Regions from separate parts of the Homo sapiens genome. Here all the other regions are linked to region 2. Evidence: chromatin loops called from intact Hi-C (ENCODE). Cell type or tissue: GM12878. All regions are shown on one strand. Region 1 overlaps CASR (calcium sensing receptor). Region 2 has its middle 27 kb from the start of MIX23. Region 3 has its middle 25 kb from the start of CSTA.

The links. A loop is a pair of places that touch in the nucleus more often than their neighbours do. Peaks named below come from ENCODE experiments on the same cell type or tissue, not always from the same donor. Only the 100,000 strongest peaks of a DNase experiment are listed, where the experiment ranks them.
Region 1: a loop joins it to region 2, with 6 times the contacts of the local background. A loop is called at or near these places in 9 of 110 quality-filtered maps.
Region 3: a loop joins it to region 2, with 4 times the contacts of the local background. A loop is called at or near these places in 16 of 110 quality-filtered maps.

What each region holds. Positions count from the first base shown.
Region 1 is chr3:122,264,768-122,267,267 of GRCh38, forward strand. All of the region lies in intron 4 of CASR (calcium sensing receptor), which reads left to right. Among named protein-coding and RNA genes, the nearest start is that of CSTA, 59 kb to the right of the region's middle. RefSeq lists a silencer at 320-421. In GM12878, a CTCF peak has its summit at 1,489; no DNase peak of the experiment used is centred here; H3K27ac peaks cover 853 bases.
Region 2 is chr3:122,355,137-122,357,636 of GRCh38, forward strand. No RefSeq gene overlaps it. Among named protein-coding and RNA genes, the nearest start is that of MIX23, 27 kb to the right of the region's middle. In GM12878, a CTCF peak has its summit at 1,492 (motif pointing left); a DNase peak (open chromatin) is centred at 1,473.
Region 3 is chr3:122,298,945-122,301,444 of GRCh38, forward strand. No RefSeq gene overlaps it. Among named protein-coding and RNA genes, the nearest start is that of CSTA, 25 kb to the right of the region's middle. In GM12878, a CTCF peak has its summit at 1,118 (motif pointing left); DNase peaks (open chromatin) are centred at 497, 1,111 and 2,307; H3K27ac peaks cover 2,260 bases.

The DNA.
Region 1 (2,500 bases), 90 kb before region 2:
AATTTGAGGTCTTGGCCAGGAGATGAACTAGCAATTATTCATTCTCATTATTAAGACCTATATCTTCATCAGGAAATCAACTAGCAATTATTCATTCATTCTCAATATTAAGATCTATATGGAAACTTATCACCTATAATCTAATCCAAGTCTCCAGCTGGAACTCCATGTCTGCCTTCTCTCAGTTCTTCCCCTATAAGCCAACCTGCATGACACCTCCTCACAAATCACTCATTAGTTTTTGGCACAGCATCTTTGCATAGGCCATAGCCCACACCAGAAGGGCCATCAATTTTTATCTCTGCTGTCATTTTCCACCAGGAACATTTAAATTGTTTTCAAAATCCACTTTCCCCTGGAAGTCTTTTCAAATCGTATTCCCACAACACATTTTCTGATCATTCTCGCTTCCTCATTTTTGATGTTTATATACCCAGCTTAAGCTTCCACAGCTCTTTAATTGACTGAAATAGACACTTATTAGTTAAAATTCTGGTTATAAGGGTCAATCACAATTTTTTTCCTTTCTTTCTCCCCAAAAAAATATTTATCAGTCAACTCATATGCCTCAAAAGTAGCACTAGCAGGTGATTTATGAGCATACAACTCACAATTGCCTCCTGACCTCTTCTTGGAGACCCCCAAGCCCTCCTCACATCCCTTCCCAGCTCTCTCTTCACTACTCCTTTGCTGTACTCTAAGCTTCATAAGATCCAGAACCATGCCTGTATTGTTCAGTACTATGTTCAGAATGCCTGTCGCTGGAATATTCATTGAATGAATGAATGAGTGAATAGCAGTCTAGTTGATTTGACCTGTCAACACTACCTATAGGCCTTTGCAGGGAACCGTTTGAGCCAACAACCCATTCTTGAATCAATCACTGTGGCCAAGGTATTCTAGGCTCTGTTTGGACAAGCTTTGGTCACGTGCCCACTATCAAGTTTGAGTGGAACATCATGTAAGTATGAAATCACCTTCTTTCTTCTCTCAGGATGATCATGCACAAGGTGTGCTTCCTACTCTCCTGCACCTCACACCAACACTCACTAGTCAGAAAACAGGCGTGCAGCCATGGTGAAGATGGAAGTCAGATGGAGCTGATCTTTCTAGGAATTCCTGGTACTGCTGGAAGTTGGGGAATGGGGGATAAATTGTGAGGACAGCCAGAGAAGATGGAAGGGAGATAAGAAAACATGGCTGGCGTTAGAGAAGGGAATTGGGCCTGGATCTTCCCCATGCTCTTACCACAGGAACTGGGCAAGATAATGAACTTCATTATCTTGTTCATTATCTGTGTGACCTGGCCCTCATTATCTGTATAAGAGCTGGAAGTCCTAGACCAGAGTGGGGGGGTTTCTAGTCTCTAATGTTCAGTTTAATTCAATTGACGCTACTAAGAATGTGTGCCAAGAGGTGATTTCCATTTATGCTTATAATGAGCAACCGTTTGACTTTAAAATCTTTTAGGGGAAATACCCTAAAAGACCACAAGATGGGAATATTATGGCATAAAAGAGTATGTTAGCTTCTAAGTGCATGCATGTCCTGTATTTGCCCCTCTTTTAGATCTATGTGTCTTTCTTGGTGGTGTTTTCTTTGTGAGCCTGTAAGTCTCTTTGTGTCTGTATGTTATGTTCTATGTTCAGATCTTTTTGTTTGTTTGTGTTTTGTTTTTTTGAGGCAGAGTCTTGCTCTGTCACCCAGGCTGGAATGCAGCGGCCCGATCTTGGCTCACTGCAAACTCCGCCTCCCAGGTTCAAGCAGTACTCCTATGTTTGGATCTTTCTACTAGCTTTTTTTGTTTCTCTTCCCCTTCGTTTATTCTTTTTCCTCATATTACTCCCCAAATAAAATAAATAATTTGGAAGCATATAATATTGGATAATAATCTCAAGTAAAATTTTATATTTCATTTTAAAAGGAACTGTCAGTTCCTTTTTAAAAGCAAAAGAAGCCAGGGGCAGTGGCTCACACCTATAGTCTCAACACTTTGGGAGGCCACAGTGGGTGGATCATGAGGTCAGAAGTTCGAGACCAGCCTGGGTAACGTGGTGAAACCCTGTCTCTACTAAAAATACAAAAAATTAGCCGGGTGTGGTGGCAGGCACCTGTAGTCCCAGCTGCTCAGGAGGCTGAGGCAGGAGAATTGCTTGAACCTAGAAAGCATAAATTGCAGTGAGCCAAGATCGCACCACTGCACTCCAGCCTGGGCAACAGAGCGAGACTCCGTCTCAAAATAAATAAATAAATAATAAAAAGAGTGTTCTCTCTCGGGCAGATATCTAAATTATCTTCTAACTTATGTTGCTTTTTTTGTGGATCAATCATTATCAATTTAAAGATTCCCTGTCATTGCTCTTAGGAGTGAAATGGTTTTCATCTCCATCTTCCCTGTTATGTGAATTAAAGGCAAGATATTATGCAGAAAATAAAACGCCCAAATGCAAAACTTGCAAGTCAGCCTGCCAAAAGAAATATTAAAGATGTTTAAAGAGGT
Region 2 (2,500 bases):
TGTGGTAACCACTCAGCAAATGAGCGGTTATTATTATAATCTTCATTAATTGAACAAATATTTGAGCAGCATATTACTTGTGGGCTACATTTGGCTGCATGTAATAGAATCCCAAATATAGAGGTTTAACCAAATAGGGTAACCACCCCTGTTACATCCCCAAATGAACAGATAATAACATCTCACCACCTTCATATAATAACAAGTTTGAAGGCAGGTAGCCCAGGGCTGGAATGACAACACACAATTCCTTCTCCTTCTTTCTGTTCAGCCATGTTCAGACATGGTTTTCGTCTTCATCTTTCGTCTTTGTCACCACATAGGCAAATAGCCCTAATCCTTGTCACTTCTAGCCACCCTAACCACATTCGAGGTAGGAAGAAGGAGGAAAAGAGGAGGAAGGGACAGTTCTCTTCACACTGTAAACGTTTCTCAAAAATGCCCTAGCCTATCTCATTGGTCAGGATTGTCTGGCTGATACTTGGAGCTGCAGGGGAAGCTGGGCACAATGCTACCCTAAACAAAACCAGGATTCTATTGGTAAGGAAGAGAAAAATGAATATAGGGTAGGAAACTAGCAGTGTCTCATCCAGCTCAGACACTGAGAAGCACAGTGCCAGCCCTCAAAAACAGGTGGAGGAAAGAGATAAGCGAGGAACTGTAACAGTGTGATAAAGATCGTGATGGAGGTGTTATCGTGGATGTGCATAAAAGGGACACGTAACTTGTATTTGAGAGGTCAGGAAAGCCTTGCTGAAGGAAATGATAGCTGAGACCTGAAGCATGGATAGGAGTTGGCCAGGGAAGAGAGAGAATGCACAGATGTTCAGAGGTGAGACTGGGTCTTTTCTTGCAGCACAAAGAAGTTTAGTGGGGAACAGAGTGCACCATAGCGAGCAGTGAGGTTGGAGGTGAGCAGGAGACAGAGCATGGACTTCCTAAGCCACTTTAAGGAATTTGTACCTGTCTTCAAGGCACTAAGAAGCCACTGGGGGTGCTTTTTTTTTTTTTTTTTGAGACAGAGTCTCAAATCTGTCAAAAATCTGTCGCCCAGGCTGGAGTGCAGTGGCGCAATCTCAGCTCACTGCAACCTCCACCTCCTGGGTTTAAGCAATTCTCCTGCCTCAGCCCTCTGAGTAGCTTGGATTACAGGCGCCCGCCACCACGCCCAGCTAATTTTTGTATTTTTAGTAGAGACTGGGTTTCACCATGTTGGCCAGGCTGGTCTTGAACTCCTGACCTCAAGTGATCCACCCACCTTGGCCTCCCAAAGTGCTGGGATTACAGGCGTAAGCCACTGCGCCCGGCCAGCCACTGGGGGCTTTTAAGCAGGAGAAATTTTGCTTGCTGGTTTTTAAAACTGGAGTGGGAAAATCATTCAATCACAGCAATTATCTTTAAGTGCCAGTAGATTACCTATCCCTTCTTAATGCACCAGGAGATACACAAATGCACCTCAGCCAAGTCCTCTTCCCTTGGACAGGGGTGCCCCCAGCTGGCCATTGCATTCAGAAGCTGGAAGCCATGTTTGTCTAAACCTCTTTAGAGGTTGGGAATTTCCTTCCCAACGTAATTCTGTGGGATAAAATCAGGCTTGTCCTGGAAATGCTACCCCAATCAGGAGTGGTCACTTTCTATCTTCTTTATTCTTCAATGTTTATGCTCAATAATAAAGATTCTTTTTTAAGGGTCAATCAAGTTCATCAAGGGTACTCTACAAGCCTAAATACACACAGAAATCATGAGTAACCTAAGTAATCTCTAATATGTTTGATTAGATCACCTAACTCTAGATAGAATGTTCATTTTTCTTGATTTAAAAAGGGCTCACACATTTGATTAATCTCCCATTTTACAAGATGACAAGTTTATCACTCCTGGACACTGGCACATTAGCAGGGACTACTATAGCAGCACTGGGTACATTATCACTACATTTCCCAAACTGGTATCTTCAGTGTACAACTTATTATTAAAACAGGATCTTGCTCTGCCACCAAGGCTGGAAGGCAGTGGCACAATCATAGTTCACTGGAGCCTCAACCTCCTGGGTTCAAGAGATCTTCCCGTCTCAGCCTCATGAGTAGCTGGAACTACAGACAAGCACCATTTAAAAATTTTTTTTAAGAGACTGGGTCTCACTGTGTTGCCTGGGCTGGTCTCGAACTCCTGGGCTCTTGATCCTTCCGACTCAGCCTCCCAAAGTACTGGGATTGCAGACATGAACCACCACATGTAGTTCGGAGAACAACTTATAAAAGAATGACATATTAGAAAACACCCTTTTTATTACTGCACTTACTTGGTACATTTCAATCTCAAGTTAAAGCAACTTTTCAAAGACAAGGGCATTATATTTTCCAGTCAGCTGAAAACAGTCATTTGCAACCCACTCTCCATCCCATTCCTGATTTCCTTCTCTATTTTTTTTCATAGAACTTTATCACATTTTAGCATACCATATAACTTACTACTGTCTTCCTTCACCAAATATAAGCTC
Region 3 (2,500 bases), 56 kb before region 2:
TGTCGTTATATTTAGGGGATGAATGCCAAACAGTTTTGAGGTAACTGGTCACAATATCTGCAACTCAATTTTAAATGTTTTATACAAAAAAATAGACACAGATATATGTTAAAATATATGGCAAGATGCTCATAATTATGTAATCTGAGTGGTGATATAGAGGTGTTTGCTACACTGTTTCTGAATGTTTAGAAATTTGGTAACAAAAAGTTGGGGGATTTGTTTTTAAAAACTCTTTACAAATGTTTGTTAAACTTTTGCTCAGAAACTTTACATTTTGGATTCAAGATGCTCCCTTTGTATAGAACTGTTTAAAGCTATTTTGTAGCAACTCAGATTTGTGGCAAGATAACTACCACCTTATGTAAAATAGTTTAGATAAGTTTCCAGTCAAAAAGCTCATGGGAAAAAAAGTGATGTTCTTCTATGAATCAGTGGGAAATTACTGCCCTCTCATTGAAGAAAGCCTCACTTGGTGGAATGGGGATTTTTAGTCTGAGCAGGTCAGAGATTTTCATTTCTTGATTTTGCCAACAGAAGGGATAAAAGTGAAACTCTGAATATGATAAATAGAAAATTATTGCCAAGTAAAAGAAGGCAGGCACAAAAATTATTCCCTAAACACCAACATCCTACAACCAGTAGCAGAAGGAGGCTGCAAGAAATTTGTGTTTCTAAGTCTGACTAAAGTCCCAGAGCTGCGCCAGTCATTTTCTACGGACATACAAGAGAACACCAGAGAAAAAAATTAAACAGTATCATTCTAGTAAGCCCAGAGACAAGAACAGGATTAGCTAGAGATAGAATGAAAAATACTTTTATATAGTTTGCCTTTTTGACTTGAGAAAATATGACTAGTCAATACTGATTTCTATTTATATTAAAATAATTCTTAATATAAATATATTAGATATTATTAAAATAAGTAATATAAATATATTAGATATTAAGTACTAAAATAATACTTAATGATTAAAAGTTTTTATTAAAATGGTTAGTTTTTAATTTTTATTTGAAAATATATAGTTTAAATCTACAATGGAATTCATACAGAAAATTATAATTTGATCATATTGTGGATGACAGAGCCAAGATATCTGCTACCACCTGGTGGAGCATAACTGAATTGCAGTAAAAGCCTGAGATGAGAGGGTAGGAGAGATTGTCAACATCTAGCTTAAAGAAATCCCACCTAGGCCGGGTGCAGTGGCTCACGCCTGTAATCCCAACACTTTGGAAGGCCGAGTTGGGCGGATCGCCTGAGGTCAAGAGTTTGAGACCAACCTGGCCAAAATGGTGAACCCCCGTCTCTACTAAAAAAAAATCAAAAAAATTAGCCGGACATGGTAGCAGGTGTTCGTAATCCCAGCTACTCAGGAGGCTGAGGCAGGAAAATTGCTTGAACCTCGGAGGCGGAGGTTGCAGTGAGCCAAGGTCGCACCACTGCACTCTAGCCTGGGCGACAGAGTGAGACTCCTTCTCAAAAATAAATAAATAAATAAAAATCCTACCTAAGTCTTCATTCCAGAATCTTTATTTCTTATATTAATGCACAAAAATTTGACGTCTTCCATTATGGTTACCAAATATATCCAGTTTATTGAACATTGTGGGCTACAAACTCAAATAGTTTTACTTTCCTCCAGTTACTGCCTTTGACCAGGCTTTGCCAAATCTTTTTTCCCATCCCTTACCAGAATTTTGGGTAGAACCTACATCTTTCCAGTCATTTTCACTTATTAAAAAGAAGTCTTGTCTAGTGTAAAACTTGAGCTTTTGAGACTGAGTCACGCTCTGTCACCCAGGCTGCAGTGCAGTTGCATGATCTTGGCTCACTGCAACCTCTGACTCCTGGGTTCAAGCAATTCAGCCTCCCAAGTAGCTGGGATTACAGGGGTGTGCCACCACACCCTGCTCCCCACTAATTTTTTTTTTTTTTAGTAGAGACAAGTTTTTGCCATGTTTCCTAGGCTCATCTCAAACTCCTGGACTCAAGCAATCCTCCCTGCCCCCCGCCTGCCTTGGCCTCCCAATGTGCTAGGATTACAAGGTGTGAGCCACCATGCCCAGCCAAAACTTGAGTTTCTAATCCAATTTAAGGCTCACATTTTCTCCTCCCCATCACTCTGTCAAGAAAACTTTCTCTTAAGAGACTTAAGTGAGGAATGGCCAGGGTCTGTTTTTTCACTCATACCCACTTCCTTTTTCTGGGTCTGAAAGATGAAAGTGTCTCTCATTTATCTGGCCCCTTTTATAGGCCTCTCTTGGCTGCCTTTGCTTCTCTGGCTAAGACCAACAGGTTGCTAACATCAAATGACCAAGTAACATACACAGCAGCCAACTATTCACAAAGACAGGTCATTGCCTTTACCCCTGCCTATGTAGACAAAGAGTCAGAAACAAAGAAAGACCTGGTTGTTTGCTCAAGTTTCTGGTCACCTAAAGAGTGAGCCTAAGTCCTCAGGCCTCCCTGTTAGCTGGTCCTAGTTCCCTTTCTTAA